Regions from separate parts of the Homo sapiens genome. Here region 2 is linked to region 1. The links are chromatin loops, found by intact Hi-C in ENCODE. Cell type or tissue: dorsolateral prefrontal cortex. All regions are shown on one strand. Each heading gives the region's core, and the rest is flanking DNA. Links, peaks and the distances in the headings are about the cores only.

Region 1 (9,397 bases), core at 1-8,000:
TCACTGGTGGAAGGTAAAAGTTACCTGTTTTGGCTTTAATGTGATATGTGACACTCCTGCTTCTCTTTCAAGAAGAAGTCTTGTGGCCATACGTGGATACAGGAGAGGCTGGGAAAGTCCCTGCCTGAGCAGCCATATGCAATACGGTCGACGAGGAAGTTTTTGATTTTCCTCTCCTTGACAGGTGGCCATCTCACCCACAGGCCCAATAATGTCTTGTTATCTAGATTAAGGGTGTTCTCCCCTCATCCATATACTCAAATTTCCGGTATTCTGTTCTATGCTATTTTCCCCTGTTTGGCTAGGTTTGGGCTCCTGCACACAAAGGCTTCTCATCCTCAAAGTCATACATGCAGATGGCGAAATTAAAATGGTACAGAATAACTTTGAAAGAATGGCCATAGTCTTCCATTCCTCTATATCCTTGATCTCCTTCCCCAAAGTCCGCCACTTCTAGCCATTTCTGGTTTTAGTTCTTCTGGTGATGACTTCTATAATTATTCATCTACCTTGACTTCTTGAGTTAATAAATGTAGACAGCAGCGCTCTCTCTATAAAAGATGAGGATTTAGCTAATGTACACACCTTCTTCCCTTTTTCACATTTTAATTGTTTTTACTTATTTGCATTAAAAATATCAACTTTATTCCATTTATTCATTTATTCTTTCAACACACATTTATTTCCTACTTACTTTGGGCCAGGCACTCTGCCATGTACTTCTCTTTTCTTATTATTTAGGATTGTGTTTGGCTGCAAGTAACAGAAGCCCTGGCCACAGTGGCTTAGGCGAGTAGGATTTGATCTTATTTTTTCTTTGATCCCATGCTGTGACCAGCTCTCTTGTCTTCTCACATTGTGTCCTCAGCGTGTACCTTTGTTCCTCCTGGTTGCACAGTGGCTGCTCTGTCACCATCCCTCTCAGGACGCAGCACCAACACCCACACTTGGATGCCTGACATTTCTCTGGAGGGTTAACTCAGTGTCGAGGAGTTGCCTTTTGAAGAGCTACTGGGGAGAAGTATGAAGCATTCTGGTTTTTCCTGAGGATGGGGGCACTGGAAGGAGGTCTGCCTGGAGTGGGTGTCTCATCTTCAGAATCTGTTACTCTCCTTTTTTGCGGCTCTAATTTCACACCTGTCCTTACTGTACATGCCAGCAGGTAGCCAGGAGCCCCTCTGGGCTCCAGTGGGCAGAGTAGCCCCTTGATCCTTGGCAGCACATGTAGAATGTTCTGGTCTGAGGTTTCCTCTGCTGTCCTGCCCATCAGCACACTTTTATCCGCTTATTCTCTTTCTTAAATTTGTTGAAGTATTTTATTTGCAGATATCCTCCCTCCATTTCTCTTGATAATAGGTTTTTTCCTTTTTGTACTTTCATGCTTTTATTTCATTTGGGTTTCTGTGGAGATGGAGGGAATAAGTGTGCTCAGTCTGCTACTTAAAAGTAAATTCCGTATCCTTCTTTTTGAAGGAAGAATGTCAATATTTCTCTTAGATTGAATAAGCAGCACATGTTCATTCTAGAAAACTTGAAAATACGTAGAAAAATATGGCAGGAAGTTGAAAGGCATCCACACTCTCAATGTGTAGATCCTCACCTCCAGCTAACAGTCCATTTGAGTTTTGACATGGGCAACTTGACCATATGATTCTAAAGTTAACTTGGAAGGTGGAAAGCAGGGAAGTCTAGCTAATAGGATTTTGATAAAGAACAATAATGCCTCTGTATGAATTTGCTAGGGCTGCCATAACAAAGTACCACATATTGGGCCACTTAAACAGCAGAAATTTATTTTCTCACAATTCTGGAGGCTGGAAGTCCAAGACCAAGGTGCCAGCAGGTTTGTTTTCTTCTGAGGCCTCTCTTGGCTTGTAGATGGCCGCCTGCCTTCTATGCCACCACATGGTCTTCCCTGTGTGTGTCCGTTCTAATTTCCTCATCTTATGAGGACGCCAGTCCAATTGAACTGGGGGCTCTTGACCACATGTTGGCAAATAGAGCAAGGACAGCATGAAAAGGGCTGCAAGCAAGAGGAGTAACTAAATTCTGACGATGGAACACCCACTCCAGGCAGACCTCCTTCCAATGCCCCCATCCTCAGTAAAAGGCAGAATGCTTGGTACTTCTCCCCAGTAGCTCTTCAAAAAGGCAACTGCTCTCTAAGGACAATTAACCTTCCAGAGAAATGTCAGGCATCCAAGTGTGGGTGTTGGTGGTGTGTCCTGAGAGGGATGGAGATAGAGCAGCCACTGTGTAGCCAGGAGGAGCAAAGTTACACGCTGAGAACGCAGTGCAAGAAGACAGAGGAGCTAGCTACAGCGTGGGATAAAAATATTTGCACCCCCCAATGGCCTTATTTTAGCTATATTGCCTCTTGAAAGACCCTGTCCCAAAATACAGTCACATTCTGAGGTGCCAAGGGTTAGGACTTGAACGTATGAATTTGGGAGGAGGTACACTTCAGTCCATAACACTCCTACATAATAAACTGTATTGTAAATCCACATTAATTTCAGCTACAATGTATTCATATGAGTGTAGTCACACAGCAAAGAAGTTAAATAAGTAAATCACAAGTAGACTTGAGGATGTTTCAGGTCTTAACAACATAATCAGGAAGCATTAGAAATCATTGGCAGAGAGAGAAATTATACAAACACAGTTTGGAGAAAGTGGCTAGCTATTTGGGAAAGCAATTTCTAAGATCAAGGCTGAGGCACATACCAGAAATGAATGAAAAGAGTAGGTGTAAGTGGGTGTTAGTGAATTAGAGAATAGCGAAAAATGTGTGCGCACCCTGACACAAAGCATTCGAATTCAATTAAAATAAACTCAAACTGCGAAGTCAAATAAAATCTTTCTATTGTCTGAATTCAGTGCGTGCTAATTTTCAACTTTATCAGATTCTCACTTCACATTATACACCAGCAGAGATTTCAGATAGATTCAAGAATTAAGTGTAAAAATGAAGAGACACACCCATCTATACATACCCATGCACAGAAAGCAAGCAGAAGTGTAGGTAGTGTCTATTTGATCCTGGGATATGGAGGAGGACTTTCTCAGCATAACATGGTGGTGGAAATTATGACAAAAGGTTGGTATTCTCTGTTGTATTTCAAATTGTGTGCATTTGCCTTCAACTGTCTCTGTAAAATATTTCTAGCCTCAGAATGTAATCTCAAGTGCTCTGCCACCTGATTCTTTCTAAAAGCCTTGCCTGGTTTGGGAAGAAAGCACATTCAGGAGGAGAGTGTACAACGTTGGGTTTTCTAGAATCACATTCTGGATTTTCTTTTTCTGTTAAGCTAGACTATCCAAAAGCTGTCAGCAGTCTTGGCACACACCGCTGGGCCCTCTGGAAAACTGCTTTTGCTTCGTTGTCCATAGTTGTTATAGGCCCATCTTACATGGAGCCCACCAGAGGAGGCATCCTCGTAAGCTCACAATGTATTGTGGAAATGATGTCATGCCCTGCAGGGGCCAGTTGGGAGCACTCACCAGAGGAACTTCTCTTAGAGCCAGGAAAAGCTTTGCTTCTTGCTTTCATTTTATGGACAGTGTCCAAATAGTGACCTCATCTTGTGCTTTGAGAGCTGGGCAATTCAGAGCCACATATGCAGTTCCCTTTAGTCACTGATTACGCTCTTACAATGTAGATTTTGCTTGCTCGAGCTTTCCTCTGGCAGCAGAACATAATGGCTAATAGTGAGAACTCTGCCTGGAGCTAAACTGCCTGGGTCAAATTCCACCTCTGCCACTTACTAGCTGTGTGATCTTAGGCAAGTCACATAACTGCTCTGTGCCTCAGTTTTCTCATTTATGAGTGGGGGTAAAAACTAAATCCTCATAGTCAAAAGATTATCAGAATTAAAAGTTAATACATATAAAATGCTTAGAATGGTGTTTGATCTATTACAAGGATTAAGTAACTGATGACTTAATGATGATAACGATTTTAATACCTGCAAAATGCTTAGTATATATAAATGATGATGATAATGATAATTCTATTCTTGTTTTCCCTTTGCCCTTATTTTTAAATATTTCATCTTTTTTGTTGTTTTAATTTATAAAGTTGCCTCTAACGTTTTATGGACTTGCTGGCACATGATCCAAGACTTGCCCTCAAGGGTGGCTCTCCTTACCCTGACTATTCATTTTTATGAGTATACACAAAGCACCTACTGTTTACTCAGTAGTGTCCATGAACTTTTTTCTACTGCTGTTCATTTGAATCATCTAGCAAACACAGAAAAATACTGGGCCTCACTTGAGACCATCTGAAGGAACTCTGAGGGGGCAGGTCCTAAGCATAATATATACATTCACCATGCAGTCAGGGTTGAGAATCCTTGTCTTAGAGAATACAGAGGTAGTTGATGAGGTAGCGTGTTGTGTAAAAGGAGCTTACTTTTGTGGGGAGATAAATTAGGGGTCCACTTCCCCTGAATCCCATGATCCCATATTTTCAGCTATCTCTCTACCAGTCTTCCCTTTACCTTCACTCAAATGTGTCCAAACTAAATTCCTTCTGTTCCTCCCTCAGACCTGATGTTATGCCTATATTCTCTATTTTGTTGGTAGTTCTGCAAACTATAATACCTAGGTGTTTTTCATGATACTTAAAGCCATTCTGTGGACTCTGATAGAGACAAGCCACTCTGGATTCTGACTTTTTATCTAAGATTCCCACCTTTTAGGTTTTTACCTTATACACCGCTCTAGGATCTTCATGTATCCTTCTGGACCAAGAAGGAATTATGGATCATCCTGAAGTTCTGGGAATAAGAATTCTCCCATCAACTTCTTTAATGTGAGGCTGTACGGGGATGGTTAGCAGTGCAATTCATAGAGCCAGTTTTCCAGGATTCCTGTCCTGCCACCATCATTTACTAACTGTGTAATTTAACTCCCCTCACCCCGTGCCTCAGTTTCCTCCTCTGTTAAGTGGGATGTGTCAGTTATTACATTATAGGCTCTAAGTTTTAAACTTGCTCTTCTATTCTCTGGTGTGTGATGCTAGGGGTGGGTCTCTGCAAAACCACTCTTAGTCAGGTGTTCCTTCTTAGGTCCTGCCTATAAGGGAAGATAGAGGCAACTGCAAGGCTGGAGCTGGGAGCAGGAACTATCTGCTTCTTCCATTTTGTTCTGTGTCTGATTCCTTTCCACTTCCTCTCTCTCCCTGTCTGCTTCCCATTTGCTCCTGCTGACTTCCTATTTGCCCTTCATCTGCTTTCTGTCTGCCTCATATCTGCTTCCTGTTCCTGTGAGCCCCAGCTTGGCCAAGCAGGGCTGCCCAGCTTGAGGGGTGAGAAGAATCTTGGGACAAAAGGCAAGTGTCACTCCTGCCTGATGACCGGCTGCCACTGGTGGCCTTTTGCTTGCCTGTCTGTAGTGTCTCTTCTTCTTTCTCAGGCCATGATGTGTTTTATGTAGTTGAGAAAAGTGGAGACTCACCTGACTTCTTGCATCTTGCTTTTATACTGGTGGCCTTGGAATTCAGTAGTCAAGTATTTGCTACCTTTCTTTTTTGATTCTATAATGAATGAATCGTGTTTCAAATGCTGAGGTGTGGAAGGGTCTGTTCTCCAGGGTACAATAAAGGGATACAGCTGGAGGTAGGAGCAAACTGGGAATTTACAGCATCACCCCACCACAGCTGTTATTAATGAATGACCACCTTAATCCAAGAGCATTTGGCCCAAATTGTTGCATAGGATCTTCCTCCTGAGGCTCCAGGATATGTAAGGTGGTTTATAGGTAGTAATGTTTTTCCATCTTTATTAGTGTCTTAAAGGTAGGGATCACTGGCTGTTTTGCTAGCAGCTGGGTTGAGATGCTCTGGGTCAGCTGTACCTATTTTCCTGCTCTACCTGAGAATCCAGGCTGGTAACAGGTACCTGGGATGGGAGATACAGTCACCTGTGACCATGGAGCAATGAAAACCTCATTGGGTGTACAGGGATTGTGTCCATGAACCTGGCCTTGTGAGCATTAAGCTTCGGCTCCTTCAGATGACCTCCAAATGGTTAACTCCTTGGCCTCATTGTAGAACTGCCAGGCCAGGTAGGCCCTCAGGTAATATGAGAAAGTGGAAAGCCTTTGGAATTGGATAGAGCTGGTATGAATTCTAACGTTGACCATGTTCAAATTGCTTAATTTCTCTGTGCCTCAGTTTCATAATTTTTTGAAAACGGTCTAACAGAACTTATTTTACAACTGCTGTGATAATCAACTGGCATGACTGGTAAATATGCCTAGGTGTGTTGGCCTGTAAATGGTGTGCATCTCCCTTTAAGCGATATTTTCTCCTTCTACTTGAGAATTGCAGCTCTTTGGTTGGCAAACATAGCTGCCAGCTTAGTGACCACAGTGGTGTGATATTTTAGGACCAAATGAATGGAGTGATAGTGTGATGGGCAAATGCTGTGTTAATAAAAACAGTATCTATTAACAACCCTGGGAAGAAGCCAGAGAGAAACTCAGAAGGAACACAGAGAGATTTATTCTCTCAAGCGTTAAACCAAGGCAGTCTTAATTGATGGACATTCATTCAGCAAATATCTATTTAATTTCTCCTGCTAGGTACTGGAGATTGTGCCGTAAACTGGACATCAAAGCCCCTTCTCTCATGGTATCTGAATTTTAGTAGACAGAATGGATAGTAAACAAGGGAACAAGGAAAAACACAAAGGCTAATTTCAGATGGTGATAGTGGCTTTGAGGGAATATAGCAGGATGGAGTGATGAGTGACTGGATATAGTAGTCATGCTTTAGTCAGGAAAACAAATCACTCTAGTTATTTCTACAGAGGGAATTTAATAAAGGGAATTAGTTACTCTGGTGCTGGAAAATCTGAGAAACCAAATTGGGGATGATAAAGTACCATCTGGGGATGGTAAAGTGATTTAGAAATTAAGAACAGCAGGAGCTGGAAGCTGTTGTCACCTTTTGGGCTAGAGGGAAAAGGGGAAGAGGTTAGGTTATCAGAACCCAGAAGCTGCTGGGTTAAGCATTAGAACCTGCTACAGGAAACTGGGACCATGGTGGGGGTTTTATATGGGGTTAGAACCACAGAGGAGATGCAGTTTCTGCCAGTGAATGCTGCAGGGAAGAGACACAGGGTGAAATACCCTGGGTTCTCCCCTCTTCCTACCCGCCAGTCTTCTACCAGAGCTTCCAATTGGCTGAACACACGTGGAAGGAGAGAGCAAGGGAGCAGGGAACTACATTGGCATGAGTGGAATGGCTGAAGTTGCTGGTCAGCTCAGAGAAGGTGTCTCTGAGCTAAGAAATCCAGACCAGAAGGAGTCTTCTCTGCTCACATGTGGGTGATGAGCTTCCCCAGCAAGTGCAAGTAAGGGCAAGGAGAACTATGTGAAAACAGCACCAAAGTGGAGCTGTGGAAATAGATGGGAGAACTCTGGGTGGAAGACAGCATGGAAGATTTTCTAGTCCATTCCGCCGCCGCCAGAGATGACATTTACTGCACCAACCTGAACTAATATTAATGCTGACAAAGGCCTCCTTTTGGCTCCTGGCCTTCACGACCATGAAATCAGTAAGGGTTGTGATTATTCCCGCGGTACCCAGGTGGTAGTGAATTGTATCAGTTGTTAGGGCCACATTTTGACAGACCAGTAAGGAGTTTCTCTTCCTGGTGTTTTTCAAAGACCTGGTGACCTGGTCACCTGGCCACCTGGCCCACTGGAAAGAGAACTTTCCACACCTGGCTCTCGATGCCTGAGTTGTTTTGTGTGAATTAGAGGAGACTCAGCCTCAGAAATGTTGTGGGCCTGTACCCTAAGTGGGTCACCAGTAGCCACAAGACTGGCAAGTTAGCTCCCAGACATGACTGGAGCTAACAGTGAAAGGGACTGATTTCTGAGTGTGTCCCATGTTGTAGCAGGTTCACATTGTACCATCTTGGGGTTCAGGGATTCATGTCCCACCAGTGCTGACTAAGGTCCATGTCCAGGAATGTTTTTTGTGTGCTAAGCACAGCAGTGACATCCACTCACTCAGTTTGGGTCACAGGTTCCCTGCCTGGATTCCCGGCACCCTGTGAGTTGCTTCATTCTAGGAGTAATATTATTAATCTCCTCCCCTCTCTTCCTGCCGAGGCTGTCTTTAGGGCTTCCTTGGAGCCATCTGCCATTGGTATTTTGAGTCGGAGCATCCTTTAGCCACAGAGCATCTGTCTGGTGCACCTTGTGTTCTCTCTGAACCTGAACTTGACTCTCTTCTTGGCTCATAAGGAGGGCAGTGATGAGAAGTTCTTTTCAGCTGGGCCTCATTGCTCCTTCCTCATTTCCTGCTCTCAGGGCCCACCTCGTTCTGTCCAGTGGTAAATACCTCTCTAGGAAATCGGCAGACTGAATAGGGCCTCATTTCACGTTCAGAACGCGGGCCACACGGTCTACCTGCCAATGGGAAAAAGAATGGTGTTACTATGTGACATTTTGGGATTAAAGGGAAGAGTGTTAGCTTTTCAGTGTATTTCTCAGGACACAGTCCCGTGGCTTCATAAAATGCTCCTAAATTCAGATATTATATTTTGTTGCAATCTGGTTTGAGGACAGAATAAGGCTCTGGTAGCTGACGTTTATGGCTTTCCATATACACTTTCAGACAAAATTTGTATTGCATTTTGCTTGAGTTATGGTGGGACAGGAGTGTAAACCTTACACTGCTATTTCAGATAAAATGGAGGCTTTGGCTACAATGAAGAAGAGAAGGTGCAGCTTTACATTTCTTGTAAATCAATTTTTGAGAGGTATAAAATACCTTCTTAAAAGATAAAGAAAACAATAAACCAATCTACAGTGAAAACAGAGCATATTAAAGTTTGCATTTATTTTAATTTCCTTTTCCTTATTTGTAAATAAATCAGAATTTAAGCCTTATGTTGGACTTCCCCTAAATTTTACGAGAAGTAAAATTCAAGCCACTCACTTCCAAGTCTGGTGTGCCTGCTTAGCCCAGCTGAAAGATATTGTGATGCTGCATAAGGCAGATGTTTCCTGCTGACGGTGTTCCTGTTGCCAAGTAATTCATGAGCAAATTCACCTGAATTTCACTTCCTGGTTTGGAGAGGGGAAGTAAACCAATGACAAAAAGCACTAATTTAAATTTCATCTGGAGAGGTGCTTCTGCATTGCTCGACATTGTCAAAATACAGATTGCCCCTTGGTGGCGGCAGCAGCTAAAACTTTAGATGAGGCTAATTCTTCAAAATCATTTCTCCCTCCTCTATCTTTTGATCCAAATCCTGCCAAGCCTGTATGGACATCATTCTGGAGGAAACCCAGGTCTATACTATGGAAGGGACTATATCGTGTGTTTAAATAGATTTGAGATAATTTAAAGGAAGTTATGAGGTCGTTTTCA
Region 2 (10,889 bases), core at 1,222-9,221, 250 kb before region 1:
TGTGCGCCAGGCCCCACTACCCTGCCCCGCCTCCCCCTTGAGTAACAGGACTGGACATGGAGTTAGTGCTCAGCGTTTGGTAGCTGACTAGGAAGGAATCTAGCGATGGGCATGCCGGCTGCCTCCTGTCTCAGCCCTTGGCGGCCTGTTCTCCTTCAGCCTATCCTCAGGGTTCACCCTGGCTTGTCGGGGTTGCCTCCTCAGAGGCCGTTCCTGGTTAGCCTTCGAAAAATGCATCCCACTCTTCCTGCAGCTGCTTTCATCATAGTCCTCATGGCTCACCTGAACCTGCAGGGATCTTGGTGTGTTTGTGTGCGTGTGTTCTCCATACTAGAAGGCAGGGGCTTTGTTTTCTCCTCACTGCTGTATCTTCATAGAGAGTGCCTGGCACCTAGCAGCATCTAAGAAGTGTTTATTGAATGAATGACTATGGGTGTTGGGCTGATCATCAGAGCAGACTTTTTTTTTTTTTTTTTTTCTTTTTGAGACAGGGTCTCACTCTGTTGCCCAGGCTGGACTGCAGTGGCGTGATCATGGCTCAACTGCAGCCTCGAACTCCTGGGCTCAAGGGATCCTCCTACCTCAGCCTCCTGAGTAGCTGGGACTACAGGCACGTGCCACCATGCCTGGCTAATTTTTGTATTTTTGGTAAAGACAGGGTCTTGCTATGTTGTCCAGGCTGGTCTCAAACTTCTGGGCTCAAGAGATCCTCCTGCCGTGGCCTCCTAAAGTGTTGGGATTACAGGCATGAGCCACTGCGTCTAGTCACAAAGCAGGCATTTTTGAGGCTGAAACCTCACTTTTTGGGTTCTTGGTCGTCTGATTTAATCTGTACACTTTTAAGGTCTTGCAAAGGAATGCAAAATGTTCTGTCCCCAGTTTTTTTCTTCCCTCCCAATTCTCATTTAAAAAAATCTTTTGAAGCAAACGTTTCTGAGTGAAGGAGAGACAAAACAGGTTATATTGGGGACAGCCAAGGTCCCTGTGAGCTATGCTTTCTTTGAGGAGACGCCTGGCCGCGATGCCCTGGACCCTTCAGAGGTGAGCTGGTTCCTTGTGCCCCAGCCATTTTGTGGGTCTCAGTTGGATACGGATTTGACCTGATCATAGTTACTAGGATTTGGGACTTTGAGTTTTCCAGAAAACACTAGAAAATGATTAAAATGGGGTTGGATGCTTTAGAGTCTTCAAAAGATGGAGTTAAAGCTGCGCCTAGCTCCGTTTTCCTTTGTCTGTGAAGTGGTTCCCAGGGTTGGCGTCTGATGTACCATGGGAGAAGGGCCAGCTCCTCCTCACTTGTCAGCCACATGGAGTCAGATGGTTAAGCAGCCTCCCCTGGGCACCGAGTCCTGCCCTGACCCTGGGGGTGACAGTGTTGAGATGCTTCAGTTTACGCTCATAGCCAAGTCTCATCTTCGCTGCAAACTCAGCCAACACCAACCATCTGCCGGATGTGGGTGGAACCCCATGGTGGTGTGACCCCTGCCCCTTGGATGCTTATGGCCCAGCAGGGGAGTCGCGTGTGAATCCAGACAAACAGAAACACCCACTGCAGGGGGGAGAAGGAGGGAAAAAGGGAGCCAGCTGACTAGGGACCCCTGGGGGCACACCTGGGTAGCTGCACCTCGCTCTGATGAGGCCTTGTTCATGGCCCTTCGTCTCGTGACTGCCTTCTGCCCTACTGTACAGGTCCTTTCCTCTGGAATGTGTAGAGTGATCTGGTTAATTGATCATAGTCTCTGTGGCCATGAGGATTCCCTGCCTCTGTTGTCATGAAAGCCAGCCTGCTAGGAGATGGAGGGCCTGAGGACCTCTGCCCCTTATAGGCTTGAATATGGCTCTTGACAGTACTGCTTGTGTTCTTCATTCCCTCTCCTCTCTATCCATCCAACCAACCATCCACCAGTCCACCTGTCTGTGCAGCCATCCATCAACCCATCCATCTGTCCATCCATCTATCCATCCTTCTCTCCACCTACCCATCCATCCGTCATCCATCTATCCATCCCTTCATCTATCCTCCACCCATCATCTACCCATCCATCCATCCATCTTCCATTTATCATCCCTCACCATCATTTATCCATCCATCCATCCATCCTGTCTATACATTCTTCTCTCCATCTACCCATTTACCCATTATCCATCTATCCATCCATTTATCTATCCTCCACCCATCATCTACCCATTCATCCATGCATCCTCCATTCATCATCCCTCATAGATCATCCATCCAACTATCCATCCATCCATCTGTCTATACATTCTTCTCTCCACCTACCCATCCATCCCTCATCCATCTATCCATCCACTCATCTATCCTCCACCCATTATCTACCCATTGATCCATCCATCTTCCATTTATCATCCATCACCATCATCCATCCATCTATCCATCCATCCTGTCTATACATTCTTCTCTCCATCTACCCATTTACCCATTATCCATCTATCCATCCATTTATTATGCTTCCACCCATCATCTACCCATTCATCCATCCATCTTCCATTTATCATCCCTCATCCATCATTTATCCTACCATCCATCCATCCAACTGTCTATACATTCTTCTCTCCACCTACCCATTTATCCGTCATCCATCTATTCATCCATTCATTTATCCTCCACCCATCATCTACCCATTCATCCATCTTCCATTCATCATCCTCATCCACCATCCATCCAACTATCCATCCAACTGTCTATACATTCTTCTCTCTACCTACCCATTCACCCATCTTCCATCTCTCCATCCACTCATCTATCCTTCACTCATTATCCATTCATCCATCCATCTTCCATTCATCATCCCTCATACATCATCCATCCGTCTATACATTCTTCTCTCTGCCTACCCATTCACCCATCATCCATCTCTCCATCCATTTATCTATCCTCCATCTGTCATCCGTCCATTCATTCATCCATCCATCCTCCATTCATCATTCCTCATCCATCATCCATCCATCCATCCATCTGCCAGCCGGCAAATATATGAGGACCCTTGATGTGCAGGGCATGGTAAAAGGCATTTGGTAAAGCAAAGAACAAGACAGGCAAAGTCCCAGCCCTCATGTGAGAACCAGATACTAGACGGCCAGTTACACAGGTGATTATTCATTTGCAGTTATGCTAAGTTTGGTGAAGGAGAAATACAGTGTGCTTTGCAGGTAACTAGTTGGGGGACCTGAGTTCACCGGGTTGGGGGCAAGACAGCCTTGGAGAAGGCTGCTCTGAGGAAGTTTCATTTGAGTGAAGAGCTGCAGGATGAGCGCACACTGAGTGGAGACTGCTGGTGTGCGTGGAGGAGTGTTCAGCAGATCAGACAGCTGTGCAAAGGCAGGAGGTGATTAGGACAACTGAGGAGTCGGAAGAAGGCTGCTGTGACCAGATCCCAGGGAGGGATGGGGAGCAGAGGGAGGAGAGCCCACGGGGTCATTGTCATCAGAGCATGGAGAATGGATTGCAGGGGGATGGTGGGGAGTTGACAGGCTGGCAGCAGGCGATTCATCTGGGCGGGGGCTGGTGGTCAGGATCCTCAGGCAGTTCAAGGCCAGCCCCCTTCCCACTCTGACCTTGGCTCTCAGAGAAACCTTTTGGACATCTGCTACCTCCCATACACCCTGAACCCAAGGCTTCTTCCTATGTTTTCTCCACAGGTTATTTACCCAACAGTGAGCACGCTGTCGAGGCGATGCTGGCTGCGGCAAGCATTGGTGCCATCTGGAGCTCCACGTCCCCGGACTTCGGTGTGAATGTGAGTCAGGGTCTGTGACAGAGGGGGCACCCCTTGCCCTGTGAGCATCCTGGGCAGGGGCTGCATGGGCTGAATTCCCAGGGGAGCCGGACAGCAGCGTGAGCCCAGCGGGAGGAGGTGGCGTTGCAGCTGCCTCTATGGGGAAAGAAGCCAGAAGGACTTGCGTCTGGTTCTTCCTTTCAAGCAGTCCTGACGTTCCCCCACTCCTCGCCGTGTTCATCGAAGACGTGGGCAGGTGGCGTATGCAGCACCCAGTGTTGTTAAGGTCTAGTAAGGTCGAGCCCTGTCTTCCTCACCTGGGATTTAGTGACCACGTGAGGTTTGCTAAGTGTATGTCCTCTGAAGAGAGTTCTCTAGATTTTTGTTCTCAAAGTCCTGCCTGCAGAAGTTCCCCAGGACCTCCCTGTGTTGGTTTCTGCTGTTACCAGCCCCTTCCTCTGGACCCGTACTGTGTGGGTGTGCACTCCGGGAGGGTGGCCTCTCTGTCCCCAAACCACCCCAGGGTGTGTCCAGCTGCCCAGAGTGGCCCAGGCAGGGCCGGAAGCATGTGCTGATCCCCACTGGGGCCCCCCAGCCTATAGGTCTTTCCACGGGGCAAATGAAGCAGCCGCAGAGCGGGTCTTCCTGGGGCCCCCACTCCCCAGCCAGGGCCCTCTCCTGGCTGCAGAGCCTTGAGCGTCAGGGACCTTCAGGAGCCATGAGAACCTGTTACAGGACATGCAGCATCCGTGTCCCTGACCGCTCCTCCTGGTGCCAGCTGCCTCTGTTCTGGGCCAGGCCCTGTGCCGTCCGTCAGTCAGCAGCACCAGCTGCAGGTGTGGCCGCTGGCCCTTTAAAACCCAGTGCCCGGAGTTGGTGTCTGTGCTTGTCCACAGGTGAGGCTTTTGGGTGTGAGCTTAGAAATCATGTCTACTTAGAGGCTTGCTTTTTCAGTAAGGTTTTGGAGGAGGAGTGTCCTTTCTCCACACCGTGGGAGGAGAGATCAGACACAGGCCCAGAGGAGTGAGACTGGCCAGCCGTGCATCAGGCCGCAGCACCAGCTGGGCTGATGATGGAGCCCTGCTGGGTTCAGGGAGGGCGTGGCCACCTTGTAGATCTGTACTGTGTGGCTGGATGGCCGTGCCCTGCCTTCTGGAACTTTCCTGTGTTCTTTCCCAGGCCATCTCACCCCAGGACCTCCCCAGGTCAGCAGGGACTGACCTAGACAGAAACTCAACCTGTGGCCTCTCCTGTCCCTAGGGCCCTCTGTGGGGGCTGCCTGGGCTGCTGGGGCCAATGGTGTCCTTGTGGGAGGGTCTGGAGGGGTGGAGTTCCGGACTGGACACTCAGACCCCTCAGCCGACCTTGAGCCAGGCTGTCCAGGGCAGAGGGAAGGGCCCCAGGGTGAGACGGCAGGATGGCAGGGTGTGCTCAAGGCCGGGCAGGCTGGCTGCCTCTGCTCCATGTGGCTTCCTTGATCAGTGTCCATGGGCAAGTGCCCTGGTGTCCCCAGAGGGAGAATGGCAGCAGTGTTAGTGCAACTGCACAGATGGCAGGAGCCACGTTTGTGTGGAGCCGGGGACAGGGTGTGACCCTCCAGGCCAGCCCAGTAAGTGTTAGCTACTGTTTGAACTAGTCGGGAGATGGGTGTGTTTTGAGTTAAATTATGACTAACCTTTTGTAAACGGGTTGTGAGAGGCTGGGAGAGCCGTGTGTGGCAGGGGAGTGATCATGGCCTCCCAGAGCTGGAGTGTAGCCTCCTCCCCCTGGAGAGGTGATATCAGAGCAACTGGAATCGGCCTTTGGTGGTTTGTCTGAGGCCAGGGGGTGGAGAGAGGGAGAGCCTCTGACTCTGCATGGCTGCAGTGGCAGGGCTGGACCCCAGCCTGTCTCACAGCTGCATCCAGCCTCGCTGGGTCATTGTCCTGTGCACGTCACTCCCCGCTGACTCCAGTCCGGCAGGATCTGCCCATCCTGGAAGGACTCAGGAGGGATGCATGGCTCTGTAGCAAACATGGTCTCGGGGACACTGCTTCCTGGCCGGGGTTGGTCCAGGGTTTTCTGGAATCACCGCCTCCCCGAGCCACCTCTGGAGTGGGAAGTGCTGGCCGAGCTGCTGGGCGCACTAGATGGCAGCATGGCTCTGCTCACCCCATGGCTCCCGCAGCTTCTGGGAAGTGAACAGTCCCAGGCCCTGCGGCTACGTCTCAGGTCAGAAAACAGGGCCACCTGCCCTCCTGCTGAGATGCTTCTCTCTGTCGCTCATTTTGCTAGTGTCCGAGGTATAGACTCCATCCTGCCGGAGACGGGGGTGTGTGTGACGCACGTTACTCGCACTCGAACTGAGATCCAGCCGGTTGGCAGGGAGTCTGTCGGCATTTGGTGGCTTCGTGGCAGGCATTATTGGGCAGCACTCCTGGCCGTGTGCACCCAGCGTGGGAGGGCCTGCGTGGATGCCATGTTCATAGCGCTTGGTCCCACAGACACCTGGACACCCGCTGTCGGAGCTGAGTAAGGACCTGGCACAGGTCGACTGCGCGAAAGCCTCTGCTCACCCTCTATTTACCATCCTTGTTCAGGGGCTAAAACTAACAGGGATGAATTCCTGGAGTTGCTGATGAGGTGGGGCTGGAACTGAGCCAAGGCTGATGGGTTCTGGGCTCGTGGACAGTTCCTGCATCGGTTTGCAGATCTCTACTTAAAAAAGAGATCCTGTTTTTAATTTCCATCATCACCATGTTAAACTTCAGACTGTGCCCCATTTTCAGTAAGGGGCGCTCTTCAGAAACTGCAATGAAGCGTGAATGTCTTCCCTTTGGAATCATGTTTTCTCTTGCTTTGAAATTATATTTCTTTGAATCTCAGAGAATATCGTAAAGGGAAATTGCCACTCTCCTACAAATCCTGTGTTGACTTCTGGTCTCTGTTGATGGAGTCGCACCGTTGGACTCGTGGGTTCACACGCCTGTCCACTGAGAGCTCCTCGGCTGGCTGTGCTGGGTGCTGAAGGGACCCTCTCTGCTGCAGAGCCACAGACCGCAGTGGGCTGTCCAGGGAGTGCTGGGGCATCCGTCTTTACTCGATGACACTGGGGGAACGCGTTTCTGGCCTCCGTCACTCCCCTGTGCTTTACTTCTACCCATTCCATGCTCTCTCCCACCACTGCCCACCTCCTTCTGCCTGCTCTCTGCTGGCTGCCTGGGCATCTCAGCTTGCCTTACTAATGCTTTTGGGCTCGAAGGGCATCGCCAGGTTGGGGAAGTGCTCTGTTCTAAGGGTTCCCAACCTTTCCAGCCCCAGCAAGATCTCTAGGTCCTGAGTCTTTTGATGGCTTTGGGTTTTTTGTTTCACTGTTTACCTTTGAGCCTTTGCCATTTTCAGAGATGTCAGGGAAGGCCACCCTCTGATCCCTGCACACCAGAGAGCCCAGCCTGTAGCCTGCAGGCCTTGTCCTCCTGAAGTGCCATCAGGTGGCCGTGTGTGTGTGTGTGTGTGTGTGTGTGTGTGTGTGTGTGTGTGTGTCTGTGTGTGTAAATAGGACAGCCATTCTCGCTCGCTCTGGGTGGCTGTCACCATGATTCAACACCGGCTGTTGGTTTCAATGCTTGATTGGTTGCTAAGCACCGTATTCAGGTCAGACACATGTTCATAGGTGTGTTTGTTTTGTTGCAACATGAAAGCTGTCCTCGAGCAGCTCTCCTGGGCCAGGACAGGCTGACAGCTGGTTTTGGATGCTCGAGATCTTGATCCCTGCTGGTCCAGCCAGGAAAACTTCAGCTGTGTCAGAGGACCCCTGAGTCTTTTCATGGGGCTAGGGGCCAGACCTCTGATTCAGAAACACTCGTCTTTGTAGCCTGATCACTGTCACTGTGCCTGGGGTCCTGTGGTATTTGAGCCCCAGATCACTGGCAGGCTCAGTCCTTTCACCTTGAGATCCTGGTCACCCTGTACTGGGCTGGTTCTCTGAGATCCCAGTTTCCTTGTGGAAATTCTCTGCCGCCCTCCGGGGCTCTCCCAGGCTGGCTCTCTCTGTTTCTTCCCTGGCCTCAGGCTTCCTGGCAGGTCTTCCTCTGGGCCCCACTCCACCTGCCCCTGGGTGTTGATCTCTATGTCCTCTGTTCAGAACAGCCTCTTCTCCCTCCCGCCTACCCTGTGGGACCTGCTTATTCTTGACGCTGGGCTTTGGAGATGCTGACTCCAGCGGCTTTCTGGGTTTCCTCCTCTTCCTCCTGATTCAGTCTGCTGCAGTATCTTAGCACCCGAATCTGTTCTGCTGTTTTGATTTTCTGTTCCATGTACGGTATTAGTGTTTTCTGAGTGGAGCCAGCACAGTGGTGAGGAGCACCAGCACCCACATCAGACAAGCCAGGCTGCAGCCCAGCCATGCCTCTGGCCAGTTGTGAGGCTTTGGGCAAGTCACTCACCCCGTTCCTGCCTTATCAGGGTTAGGGAGTGGATACTATTGCCCCTCTTTTTTTCTGAGACGGAGTCTCACTCTGTCTCCCAAGCTGGAGTGCAGTGGCGCGATCTCGGCTCACTGCAAGCTCCACCTCCTGGGTTCACACCATTCTCCTGCCTTAGCCTCCCAAGTAGCTGGGACTACAGGCGCCTGCCACCATATCCAGCTAATTTTTTGTATTTTTAGTAGAGACGGGGTTTCACCATGTTAGCCAGGCTGGTCTCGATCTCCTGACCTCGTGATGCAAAGTGCTGGGATTACAGGCATGAGCCACTGTGCCCAGCCTTATTGCCCCTCTCTTAAGGCTGTGAAGGGCAGTAAGTGCTTCTAATGAGCTCAGACTGGGGCCTGGCACATAGTAAGCATTCAGTAAATGCTCAATATGTTTTAACTGGCAATCATTTCTTCCCCACTAAACCAAGAACTCTCGGTCCATCTTAGAATCCCGGGCACAGAGAGGGCACCAGTGTAGACATGCCATTTGTGGTTTGTGTGTTCGCCACAGCCAAGGTCTGGACAGGCCCCTTACCTGTGGGTGAGGGAGCTTGGGTGTCAGGAGTGTTGGGACTCACTTTGCATAAGGGGTGGCTGGGGCTGGAGGGAGCCAGGTGCAGGGATACCTTGTCCAGGGCCATGTGGCCAGGAAAGGGAGGAGTAAGGACCATGGCCTTAGAGTAGGTTGAATGTGTTACCTTGATATTTGCATAGAGAGCGTCAGAAGTAAACAGAGGGACACCCAAGTCCCAGCAGGACATGAAAGAGTCTGAGAAATCGCTGTGCATGCACTTAGTTAAGTGGACGTGGTGTCTTTCCAGGAAGGGCAGGCACTTGCTCTCGGGGGGTGCATCTGGGCACTGAGAATGGGGAAGAGGGGCTTGCCTGGCTGGGGGTGAGCTTCTGTTTAGATGCCTTGTTCCAGTGCCAGTGCCCAGGCGCTGGTCTAGGGGGTGAAGACTTCTCTCCTGGATGCTTCTGTCCCAGTCTCCTGCCCATCAGAAGTGGCTGGGGAGGAGGAAGGGGTGGCATTCTCAGTCCAGGAGGGTTTGGTGCCAGGAAGGGCCATTTCTGGGCATTCTGTTCTTCTGATGGATTTGGGCAGGGTGTATGTTAGCATCAGACGCAAGGAGGGCTAGCCCTGGTGGCCTGCGGAGTAAATGCTGGTGGGACCGGGGTGCCACCTGCCTGCAGACTCGGCCTGTTGCTGCTGGACTCCTGGGGGGCACCATTTTGGGGCTTTCTGCAACCACCTCTGTGTAGCAGTTTAGAGCAGAAGAAGAAGTAGTAGGAAATAGTCTTTGTCCACCAAGGACGTCACTGAGGAAGGGGTACCGGGGGTACCCTTGAAATGGAGGAGGGAGGAGGTGGACGGTGACCGAAGGCCTGATGTCCTGAGGCCAGGGGCCAAGTCCCTGTTACCTGTATGTCCCATGCACTTTTTTAAACTGATGCTGAAGTTGGCCAATGTTTTACTTAAAAAAAAAAAAAAAAAGTGCGTTGGGGCAGCTCCAAGGGCGTCTCTGTAATAATGTCACAGTCATTCCCTTGTCCCCCACCCGCCCGCCGTGAACTTTGCTGAGGGGCAGAGGAAGTGGCGGGAGTAGAGAGAAGCTTGGCTTGGTCTGCGCCTCCTCCCGTGCCTTCCGCAGTGGCCAAGGTGTTCAGCTGGAGGAAGACCCCTCCTTCCTGTCATGACTGTGCATCCTGAGAGCACTTCAGCCTTCCTTCCCCCTGTCCAGTCAGCACTGGCGGGGCTGCCAGAAGTTCTCAAGACTCAGTGAGCCCCAGAGGAGCTCACAAGTCCCCAGGGGGAGCCCCATCTCAGTAACCCCCGCCACTACAACCCTGCCAAACCAGGAGCTCGGGCTGTGCGCCACACCCTTTCACTCCCTTCCCTACCGTTGGCTGTTCTTGCCGCCTCTCCACTGTCCTCCTTCATACGTTTGATTGAGCGGTTCCTCGGTTCCTCTGTGACCCCGGCTAGGCACTGCCATCTCTCACGCGTGCCGTCGTAGTAGCTTCCGACCAGTCTCATTTCTGCTTCTCTCTACTGTACACCTTTTTATCTTTTTCTTTTCTTTCTTTTTTAACTTTCATCACCTTTCTACTATCCAGTACACACCCTTTAACAAGTGGATCCGAACCAGTGTTTGTTTCTGTCTCTCTCCCAGATTAAATATTCTTTAGAGGGCTGGGCTGGGTAGCTTACACCTGTAATCCCAGCACTTTGGGAGGCAGAGGCGGATGGATCACTTGAATCCCGGAGTTTGAGAGCAGCCTGGGCAACATGGCAAAACTCCATCTCTACAAAAAAGAAATAACTTAGCTGGGTGTGGTGGCACACAGCCTGATCCTGAGCCCGGGAGGTTGAGTCTGAGTGAGCTGTGATCTGTCTACTGTACTCTAGCCTGGGTGACAGGGCAGAACCCTGTCTAAAAAAAAAAAAATCCTTCAGTGACTTTCTCATTTTCTTTTGTTCTGTTTTTCTCATTACCTTTTTTTTTTTTTTCTGAGACAGAGTCTCAGTCTGTCACCCAGGCTGGAGTGCAGTGGCATGATCTCAGCTCACTGCAACCTCTGCCTCCCAGGTTCAAGTCATTCTCCTGCCTCAGCCTTCCAAGTAGCTGAGACTACAGGCGTGCGCCACCACGCCTGGCCAATTTTTGTATTTTTAGTAGAGATGGGGTTTCACCATG

Evidence for each region. Hi-C counts contacts between places; a loop is a spot of excess contacts. Peaks named below come from ENCODE experiments on the same cell type or tissue, not always from the same donor. Only the 100,000 strongest peaks of a DNase experiment are listed, where the experiment ranks them.
Region 2: it touches region 1 in a loop (4-fold over the local background); 2 of 110 quality-filtered maps call a loop at or near these places.

Annotation. Positions count from the first base shown.
Region 1 is chr12:125,337,452-125,346,848 of GRCh38, forward strand. All of the region lies in intron 1 of TMEM132B (transmembrane protein 132B), which reads left to right. Among named protein-coding and RNA genes, the nearest start is that of TMEM132B, 160 kb to the left of the region's middle. In dorsolateral prefrontal cortex, for the core only: a CTCF peak has its summit at 3,537; a DNase peak (open chromatin) is centred at 3,449; H3K27ac peaks cover 2,156 bases.
Region 2 is chr12:125,087,766-125,098,654 of GRCh38, forward strand. It overlaps AACS (acetoacetyl-CoA synthetase), which reads left to right. Exons shown (of 18, transcript NM_023928.5): 5 at 3,661-3,758. Among named protein-coding and RNA genes, the nearest start is that of AACS, 28 kb to the left of the region's middle. RefSeq lists an enhancer at 3,306-3,807. In dorsolateral prefrontal cortex, for the core only: a CTCF peak has its summit at 5,855 (motif pointing right); DNase peaks (open chromatin) are centred at 5,906 and 7,325; H3K4me3 peaks cover 779 bases; H3K27ac peaks cover 5,401 bases.